Regions from separate parts of the Mus musculus genome. Here region 1 is linked to region 2. A link is a contact called in ENCODE POLR2A ChIA-PET data. All regions are on one chromosome and are shown on one strand. Each heading gives the region's core, a stretch centred on a gene start or an enhancer-like site at or near the end of the contact. The rest is flanking DNA. Distances are from core to core; before and after follow the strand shown.

Region 1 (4,312 bases), core at 700-3,199, 130 kb after region 2:
AGTAAATAATTAAAAATTAAAAAGGCGAGCAGTAAAGTAAGACACCCAATACCCACCTCAGGCCCACACAGATGCACATGTGCATGCATACACAACACACAAAGAGTTGGCAAATATTTCAAGTAGTTAGCCAGAACAATACACATCTGGATATCTGATTCACCTGAGGGAATAAAATAAAATAAAAACTACTTTTTGCAGAAGCCTCCGATTCTTTCTACATCCGAGTCATTCCTTCCTAAACAGCTCCTGGCTCTGAGACTCATCATTTTACAATTCTCTGAGGACACAACCCAGCCATGCCTTCTTCCCTGAGTCAGGACCCAGTAATGCCTGACACACATGTGGAAGAAAAACATCTCCCAAATGAAGGTGCCAGCCACTTGTCTTCTCCAGCCTCTGCTCACACATGACAGTGCACTGGACGAAGTGGCATCTAATTCCCCTCGAGGGAGGACAAAAATATCATACAACAAAAAGGGAATCACGTTTAGCGATTCCTCTTCTAAACTCATTACATAGGTTTACAGCCCGTAAGTATACCAGGCCGGGTAGCAAACTAAACTATTGACAACCAAGGACACCAAACTTTAGTCTGGCCAGCTTCAGAAGTAGTTATAATTCACTTTCCAGTTCTTACACTCAATTCTGATCCAATATTACCAAGATCGAAGAGAAATATGCCAACAAGAGATTTTATTAACTCAATCATGTGGGTATCAGTTGCTGAAGTCACAAGAAAGAGACAAGAGTTTATTCTTTGGAAAACCAAAAACACAAGATTTTCAACGGTGAAGAGTCAACAGGTTAGGTTGTTGTAGAAATTCTTGTAGAAAGGTGCACACAGTAGGCATGCCAGACCTGACTCAAGGAAAAGAGCTGGCTAAGAAACCTATTCAAATCCAATACATACCTTGCCAGAATTCAAGATCTTCTGGTTTGATGACACTACACTACCTTATATGCCTTGTAATATGCCTTGTAAGTCACAAGTACAAATACAACATGGCTTTAAGGTAGGACTAAGAGGCTCTCAAATGACATCACTAGACAGGAGGTGGAGGGGGGTGCTGATGGCAGATAACAGGTGGCAGGCTTTGGGGGCATCTAAAGTACAAGAGGCCAGAGGCCAGTAAGTGCTAAGTAGTCTAGCTGCCTATGTTTCAACCTCTCACTCTGAAATTTATCAGCGGTGTGACCTTGGTCGAGTGCCTTAGCCTCTCTGTTCTTCGCTTTCTCTGTAAGTAGGCACTGCCTCGGTGCTTCGGAGGGGCTGTTGGGAGAACAGGGCAATTTGTGCGGTCTTGCCACGCAGCCCAGCAGCCGAGAAATCTCAAATCTTCACAACCTTACTCTCAACATCGGCACGATTATGAGCCAGGAGGACATCAGGCCATTTGAAAGGCACTCGGGAGGTCCTTCTTCCCGGAACTTCGGAAACGGGATTTACCCTGCAGGACCCTGAAAGCTCCTGTCTCCCAGTGCCGGCGGCGGGCCGGGGCATGTGACGCGCCTGGCAGCACTGCCTCGGTGGCCGGCCGGCCGGTAGCTCTTCCCACCCAGCAGGTTGCCGGTGGGGACGCGCCCAGCCCGAGGATCCCGTACCCGCCACCCACCGATCGCCGATCGCCCTCCGCCCGCCGGGCGCCGCCCCGCCTGGCCCGGCCCAGCTCGGCGCTCGGCTCGCCGAGGACGCCAGGCCCGGAGGCCCAAGCGGCGGCGGGGGAAGGGCGGCCGGGGCCCGCTGCTCACCGCAGGGTCAACGGAGGAGGAGACACAACGCAGGCCGCAACAGAGACGTCCGATTCCGGCTCCAGCAGGCTCCTCGGAGCTGCCCGGCCCCAAACACCGCCGCCAACGCCGCCGCCTTGGGCTTTATGGTCAAAGCTCCGGCCTTGCTTCCACTTCCGCCACCGCCGCCGCCCCGAGCGGAAGTGTCTGTCACGAGACGCCCGACGCCAGGGTTGGAGGGAGGAGCCCCACCTCCACCTTGCGTCACGTTCCGGTCGCGTCAGGCCCTAGCCTGGCATCTGGGGCTTAAATATGGCCGTTTCTAGATGGGGGCTGCCATCTTTGAAGGCTGTGCAGAAGCTGGAGCGCACCATATTGGGCCAAGAACTGATAATGCAGTGGTGTCCCCCCCCCTCATCCCACCCCGCTCCTATAAACAGAGCTAAAGGAGGGAGAGTCACTTGGTCTTTCCAGAGTGTCCCCCTCTGGAACACGCTAGTCAGTCAGCCATGTATCAGGCAGGGTATAGTCTAGGGTCTTCTGAGTCCACTGGGTACAATCTCTAATGTGGATGGAAATGATCAGTTACAGTGTCCCCAGTGTTGGAGACCCAGTGATGAAATAGGAGCTACCTGTGCAGGGCAGATGGTTCAGGAAAATGGAAAGAGAGCTAAGGAGTTGCTGAACTGAAGAGACATGAGGCTGATTTTAGTGTCACGCCCACCAAAACTAAAACAAAGGCCTAATCCATCAAAGTCCATATCTTTCTGGGGAAGTCTCAAAATGTACTAACCTTGCTTTTTAGCTTCTGTAGTTCTGTTTATGGCTGACAGTTCTTGTTAACTGAAGTATGTCAACCCAGAACATGTTTTTTTGTGTGCTTAAAAGCTCACCCTGAGAAAGACTCAGGTTGTCCTGGGGTATTGAACACCCAGTGCAGTAACCAGCTGCCATTTCTTAGCTTAAACCCATATCTGAGTAGTCTTTTCTGGTGAATACCCCACAACACTAGTACATGTTCTAGCATATAAGGAATAGAGAAGGTTTGTAGGTCCTAAGGAATAGGGGAAAACAAGACCTTTCTGCCAAGATCCTCACCATTTGATATAATAGACACACACACAGGAGTTTGCTCAGTTTCAATCATTAGTTAATTATTACTTGGCCATTTGACTGAATACTTTGAAACTAAGATATGAACAAAGGAAGTCTATGTATATTCATATGCAAAGTGAAATCTTCAAGAAATATGAAGTGACAAAGTAGGGTGCAAAGATGTATATGTGACAGTTCTTGGTTCTTGTTGGGGAAAAAAAAAACACATACTTGCTGGGTACAAATTTCAGCAACTAGTTATCTGGGTTATCTATTAAAATTTGACCGGATAGTAGGACCCATATGAATCTGGTGGTCCAGTCAGACTTTCCACAGTTGTAGGGATGCAGGAAGCTGGTTCAGGCCCTGTCTCTCTACCTCATGTTGGATATAGCATCAGCCTCCACATGGCAGATAGACCAGCAGTTTGGAAGCAAAGCTGCATGTGGCTAAGAGCAGTGATACACTAGACCCAAGGAGGAAAGTGGGAGACAACTATGAGGCCCAACAGGAACTGTGTCTGCTTTTCATCTCTTCTGACTTTAGTTCCCCTAGAGTAACTCACAGAGCAGCCAATGCCCTATTCTAACCTCCACGGGCACTGCATGCACAAGTTGTCTTTATATACACATTTAGGCAAATCACTCATACAAGTAAAAAAAAGGGGGTATGGGGGTGGATAAAACTAGATAGAAAGTGGATAGGTATGGTGGCTCATGTCTTTAATCCTAGTACTCAGCAGGCAGAGGCTGGTAGATCTCTGTGAGTTCAAAGCCAGTCTAGTCAACAAAGTGATTTCAAGGTCAGCCAGGGGTACTTAGAGAGACCCTGTCTCAAAACAAACAAACAGCTTGGTGTGGTGGTGCACACCTTTAATCCCAGCACTCGGGAGGCAGAGGCAGGCGGATTTCTGAGTTCGAGGCTAGCCTGGTCTACAAAGTGAGTTCTAGGACAGCCAGGGTTATATAGAGAAACTCTGTCTGGAAAAACCAAAAAAACAAACAAACAACAAACAAACAAATAAAACCTACATATTTTTTGTTTTTGTTTTTCAAGAGACAAGGTTTCTCTGTGTAGCTCTGAGTGCTGGGATTAAAGGTGTGTGCTACCGCCATCCACAGGTATTGGTTTTGTGGAAAGTAACTGAAGACACTGACATTGACCTCCTTATATGTGCACAAACACACACCACCCACCCACCCCGACATGGGTATAAGGAAAGTAAGCAAATCCATTAAGTAATCAGTGCAGTGCAGGTGATAACGTGATGTTATGCAGCCAGACATGGTAAGCCTAGCCTGTAACCCTATCAATCAGGAAACTGACACCAGAGGATCACCAAGGGGATAAGAGCCAGACTGGGCTACATATAGAAAGCCCACCTCAATAAACAAGGAAAATGCTAAAGAATAGTGATGGGAAATAGATGTTACCAGGCATGGGTGTCCTGAAAGTCATGTCTGAGGAGGCAACATTTGAGCAGGAC
Region 2 (4,572 bases), core at 1,212-3,711:
TTGTAATTCTCTTGCCTCGGCCTTCAGTAACCCACCACACCTGACTTTTATCCCTCCGCAGGGCTGATGGTCAGACAAGGCAAGGCTAGGCAAAGCAAGCAGTCTGTTGTTGAGACACACCGAGCCTTGGATAGGTTTTGTGTGTGTGTGGGTGGGTGGGGATAGTTATTTTGGGAGTTGGGGGCTGGGTGTGTTTACAAACATGGTTGGGAAGGCGTTCTGCTTCAGTGAGTGCTCAGCAGAGCACTCTGGCCTTGATGAAGCAACTCAGTCCCCTGGGTCTGTCAGACAACTGCTTTGTGGTTTTTTTCTTATAGGGCTCGCCCCCTCATCCACACTCTCAGATTCAGCCACTGTCTGTGAGCCTCTAATATGAGGTATAAGCCTTACATACCCGAGCGTTCACTTGAGCCTGGCAGGAGGCTCAGGTGATGTATAGTTAGTGATGTATGCAGTGATTGATAGTTACTGCAGCACTATGTCCTTAAGGGTTCCAGAGCTCAGGGAAGCAGTGAGAGTTGTCCAGGCCTCCCAGTTGTGCCTCAGTGTGTGCGGTGGGGGTGGGGTGGAGTGGGGTGGGGTGGGGGTGTTGATCATGTGTCACTCTCAGCACAGCCTCCTTCAGCCTCACAAAACTCTGCTTCCTCTCACTTACAGGAGTATTCCGGGGTGGTCATGACATCCTTGTGCGTTCTCGGCTTCTGCTTTTGGACACAGTGACGATGCAGGTGACAGCCAGAAGCTCAGAGGAGCTGCCAGTAGATATCATCTTGGCATCCGTGGGCTAGAGGTGGCCTAAGCCCCACTCCTATCTTGTCCAACACTACGTCGAAGCCACTTCTTCCCTGTGAAGCCGGTGGAAACCCTTCCCCAGACCACTGTGTTAAGAAACAATCAAGAGTCAATACAGATTTTTTTTTTTAATTCCATCCTATCATTCAGGAATGCTAGGGTAGATTTTGTCACCATGCCTGCAAGGAGAGACAAATGAATAAAATGTTCAGACTTTCTCTTAATATTTATACTCAAAGAAACCGTCTCATCCCTATGATAAGTCAGCATGTATTTCTTGAATAACTGCTGCTTCTGCAGGCTCGTGCTCAGGGCCTCCACTTCTCCCTGAGGCCTCCCTTCACCAAATGGAGCGTGTGCATAGCCCCTCGGGACTGTCAGTGCCAAGCTTAGGGTGGGGTTAAAGGCTAGCCGAATGACAACAGCTAGCAGGTCTGGTAAGCCACTCATCTACAGGCATCTGTAGATGGATGGGTGTCCAAAGGTCCTTAGAGGGTGTCATGATCTGCTCTGGGTCTATGAGTGGGAAAAACAGTATCTGCATTCCTTTTGGGCTGGAGTAAGAAATCCTAGGGGATGCTTCAGGGCTTGGGCTTTAAACTCAAATCAGGTGGTTTAAACTGTTGGAAACACTTGAAGAACTGGACCTCCTGTGAGGCTACTCAGATGGCTCAGCAGGTAAAGGTACCTATCAGGACGGACTACCCACTTGGTAGAAGGAGAGGACCATTTTGCAATAGTTGCCGCCTAACCTCATGCACACCTGTATACTGTATGCACATGCACATGTACACATTAGAACAGAGGCCTGCACCTTTAAGCCGAATCCCATAACATGAAGACATCAGGCTACACTTGAGCATCGTTAAGCTGTTTTAGCTATGGCCTATTTCATGACTGGTCCTGGCTCCACCATGTACTTGGTCAGGCATGCAGTGGTGAACTAAGTAACGTGGTGTGAAACTTCCTAACAGGTTATAAAGAGATTTCTCATTTGGGGGGTTTTCTCAAGTAGGTGACCTGAAGGCTGCTCCCTAAAGACATCCCTCTGTCCCCCACCTTCCATCCCTCTCCTGGGGACTGAGCAGTTGCTCTTGCCTGGCCTCTCTGCCTCATTCCATCCCTTTATGAAGGCCTCTCCAGGCTTTAAAGGAAAGCCTGACCTTCAAGGCCACATCCTGCTTAGCCCTTCCTGACTGTATTCTTCCTGCCTAATACCCTCCCCTTCTACTCCCAGGCCTGGTCATAGCCTGGAAGCCATTCCATTCAAATAAACTTCATTAAAGAAATTGGTGTCAGCCTCCTTTTGTGAAGATTACAGCTTACTCTAGTTTTATTTAAAGGCTTGCACACACCCCACACACAAATGTTAAAAAGGAAACCAGGTGGGGCTTCCTGACCCTTAGGGGTTTGTGGGAATAGCTAGAGAGTCTCAATTCGGATGGCCTTACACATTGAGGGTGGGCAGCACAGGTTTTCTGGCTTCAGATTCCGGCCTGGGAAGGGGGACCCTGAGGCCTCCTGGGGTGCCTGTCTCAGGTCAGTGCATTTTGTCTTGCTTCACCTAGCCACACCCCCACCTGTGGGGAGGGAACCCCGACGGCGCGACGTCACGTCGGGGGCGGGGCGGGGTTACCGAGGAGCGGGACGGGCGTCTCTTAGGCGGACGCTAGCTGCGAGGAAGGGTGGACTAGACCCTCGGGCGGTGAGAGGACGCGGGCGCGTGGGGAGGGCCTCGTTGAGGGGATGAGGACGGACGGGCGGGCGGGAGGAGGGCCGCGCTGAGGAGAAGCTAGCGGGCGGAAGAGAGGACCCGGCGGAGGGGACGCCGGCGGGCGGGCAGGCGAGGACCGCCCACGTTCCGAGCTGGAGCCTTGGCGCCGACAAGGCCCCGCCCGGGACCTGAGCGTGTCCCCGCGGGGCGGTAGTGCGGTGGCCGCGGCCCGCGAGTGTCGCTGGCGTCAAAGCCGAGCGCTCTCACCTTTCCCTGCTGCGTCCGTGGGAAACAACCTGGGAGGAGCGGCTTTCTTTCTCGCCCGCCACCCGAGGGCCTGCTTGGGGACTGTGGGCCCCGCAGTGGCCGGGACTGGCTGACCTAACGGAGCCTCCGCGGAAGATGTGGCTTCGCGGGGAGATTGGCGTGACCTAGGGAGGAGAACCTTAGGGTTTTGTGACTTTCTCTAGGTCTGAGCGGCAGCGCTGAAGTATGTGCGGGCGAACGTCCTGTCACTTGCCCAGAGAGGTTCTCACCAGGGCCTGCGCCTATCAGGATCGGCAGGGCCGGCGGCGGCTCCCGCAGTGGAGGGACCCCGACAAGTACTGCCCCTCCTACAACAAGAGCCCGCAGTCCAGCAGCCCCGTGCTGCTCTCCAGACTGCACTTTGAGAAGGTAAGGAGTGTGTCAGCACCATCGGAGCTTCTGGGCCAGCATCGCCGTGGCCATCTGACTCGTGACCCATGTGCCGCCATCTGCCCAGCCTCCGGAATGACCCGAAAAGCAGCCTTTACAGATACATTAAGGCCCTAATCCCTCTGGGTCTCTGCAAGAAATAAGTCAGCATTCTTCAGGGTCAGTTAAACTGTTTGAATGTATGCCCAAATTATGTGAACCTCATATCTGAATACATTTAAGAATTCTTTTGAGACAGAGTCTTAACTATGAATGTAGCCCTGGCGGTCCTGGAACTCCCTATAGAGGCCCAGCTGACCTCAGATTTTCAGCAAATCTGCCTGTCTCCAGAATCCTGTATTACAGGTGTGTACACTCTGACACGCTTGACTCTCTCTCTCTCTCTCTCTCTTTTTTTTTTTAAGATCGCATTTTTCAAGTATTACTGATTTATCAGCGTCATCTGTCCTTATATTAAAAACAAAAAAGCAAAAACCCAAGTGTGGTGTCACACACCTTTCATCCCAGCACTTAGGAGGCCGGAGGAAGGCAGATCTCTGAGTTGGAGGCTAGTCAAGGCTGCATAGTAAAACTGTGTCTCAAAAAACTGATTTGTGGAGCTTACAGAGCTTGCAGCCTGGCTCAGTGGGTGAGAACACTTGCTGCCTGTTAGGAGAGAACCAGCTCTTGCAAGCTGCCTTCTGATTCCACTCCCAGTCTGTGGCATTCACGCAAGAGAGTAGACACATACACACGAATAGATGTAAAGAAAAAATCAGTGTGTCTGGGGCTAGTGATATTACTCGGAGATACAGAACATATGTCATATACTCATAGCCTTGGGGTCAGTCTTAGCACACATAAAATATTTTTGATTTTTTTAAAATTTAACAATTTATTTATGTGTATTAATGTTTTACCTGCTGTATGTATGGATGTGCATCAGGCGTGTACCTAGTGCCCTTGGAAGTCAGAGCTTCAGATCCCCTGGAACTGAAGTTACCAAAGACTACCATGTGAGTGCTTGCAATTGAACCCAGGTCCTCTGCAAGTGCAGCAAGTAGCCTTAACTGCTGAACAGACCAGGGTCCCTAGTTCAGTGGATGGATCTTGGGGAGCAGAAATGGGAAGGTGGAGTCCCTAGCAAACATAGCCCCTCCTTTGGGTCATTTGAGTTTGCCCGTGTAATGTTTGACTGCACATCTATAATACGATTTGTTTAGATTGCTAGGGTTTCTTAATCTGGTAAATATTTGATACATTTTTTTTTTCAAATCTACAAATTCTAAAATAAAATTAGGAACATTTCAGCCGTTCAACTGCCAGCATATATGAATAGGTAGCAATATTTGTATCTGAAACCACTGATTTGCAAAGTACTTCCTCTTTTT

Evidence for each region. ChIA-PET counts read pairs that join two places held with the same protein, here RNA polymerase II (POLR2A).
Region 1: POLR2A ChIA-PET joins it to region 2 with 11 read pairs in embryonic stem cell. The contact joins the promoter of Rab7 here to the promoter of Hmces in region 2. POLR2A ChIA-PET finds 5 or more read pairs at or near these places in 3 of 5 experiments (Patski and embryonic stem cell).

The regions. Positions count from the first base shown.
Region 1 is chr6:88,043,321-88,047,632 of GRCm38, forward strand. Rab7 (RAB7, member RAS oncogene family) reads right to left here and starts at 1,950. Exons shown (of 6, transcript NM_009005.3): 1 at 1,753-1,950.
Region 2 is chr6:87,911,515-87,916,086 of GRCm38, forward strand. It overlaps Hmces (5-hydroxymethylcytosine (hmC) binding, ES cell specific), which reads left to right and starts at 2,462. Exons shown (of 7, transcript NM_173737.2): 1 at 2,462-2,497; 2 at 2,977-3,181. The coding sequence starts at 2,999. Copg1 (coatomer protein complex, subunit gamma 1) reads left to right here. Exons shown (of 24, transcript NM_017477.2): 24 at 658-2,081. The coding sequence ends at 788.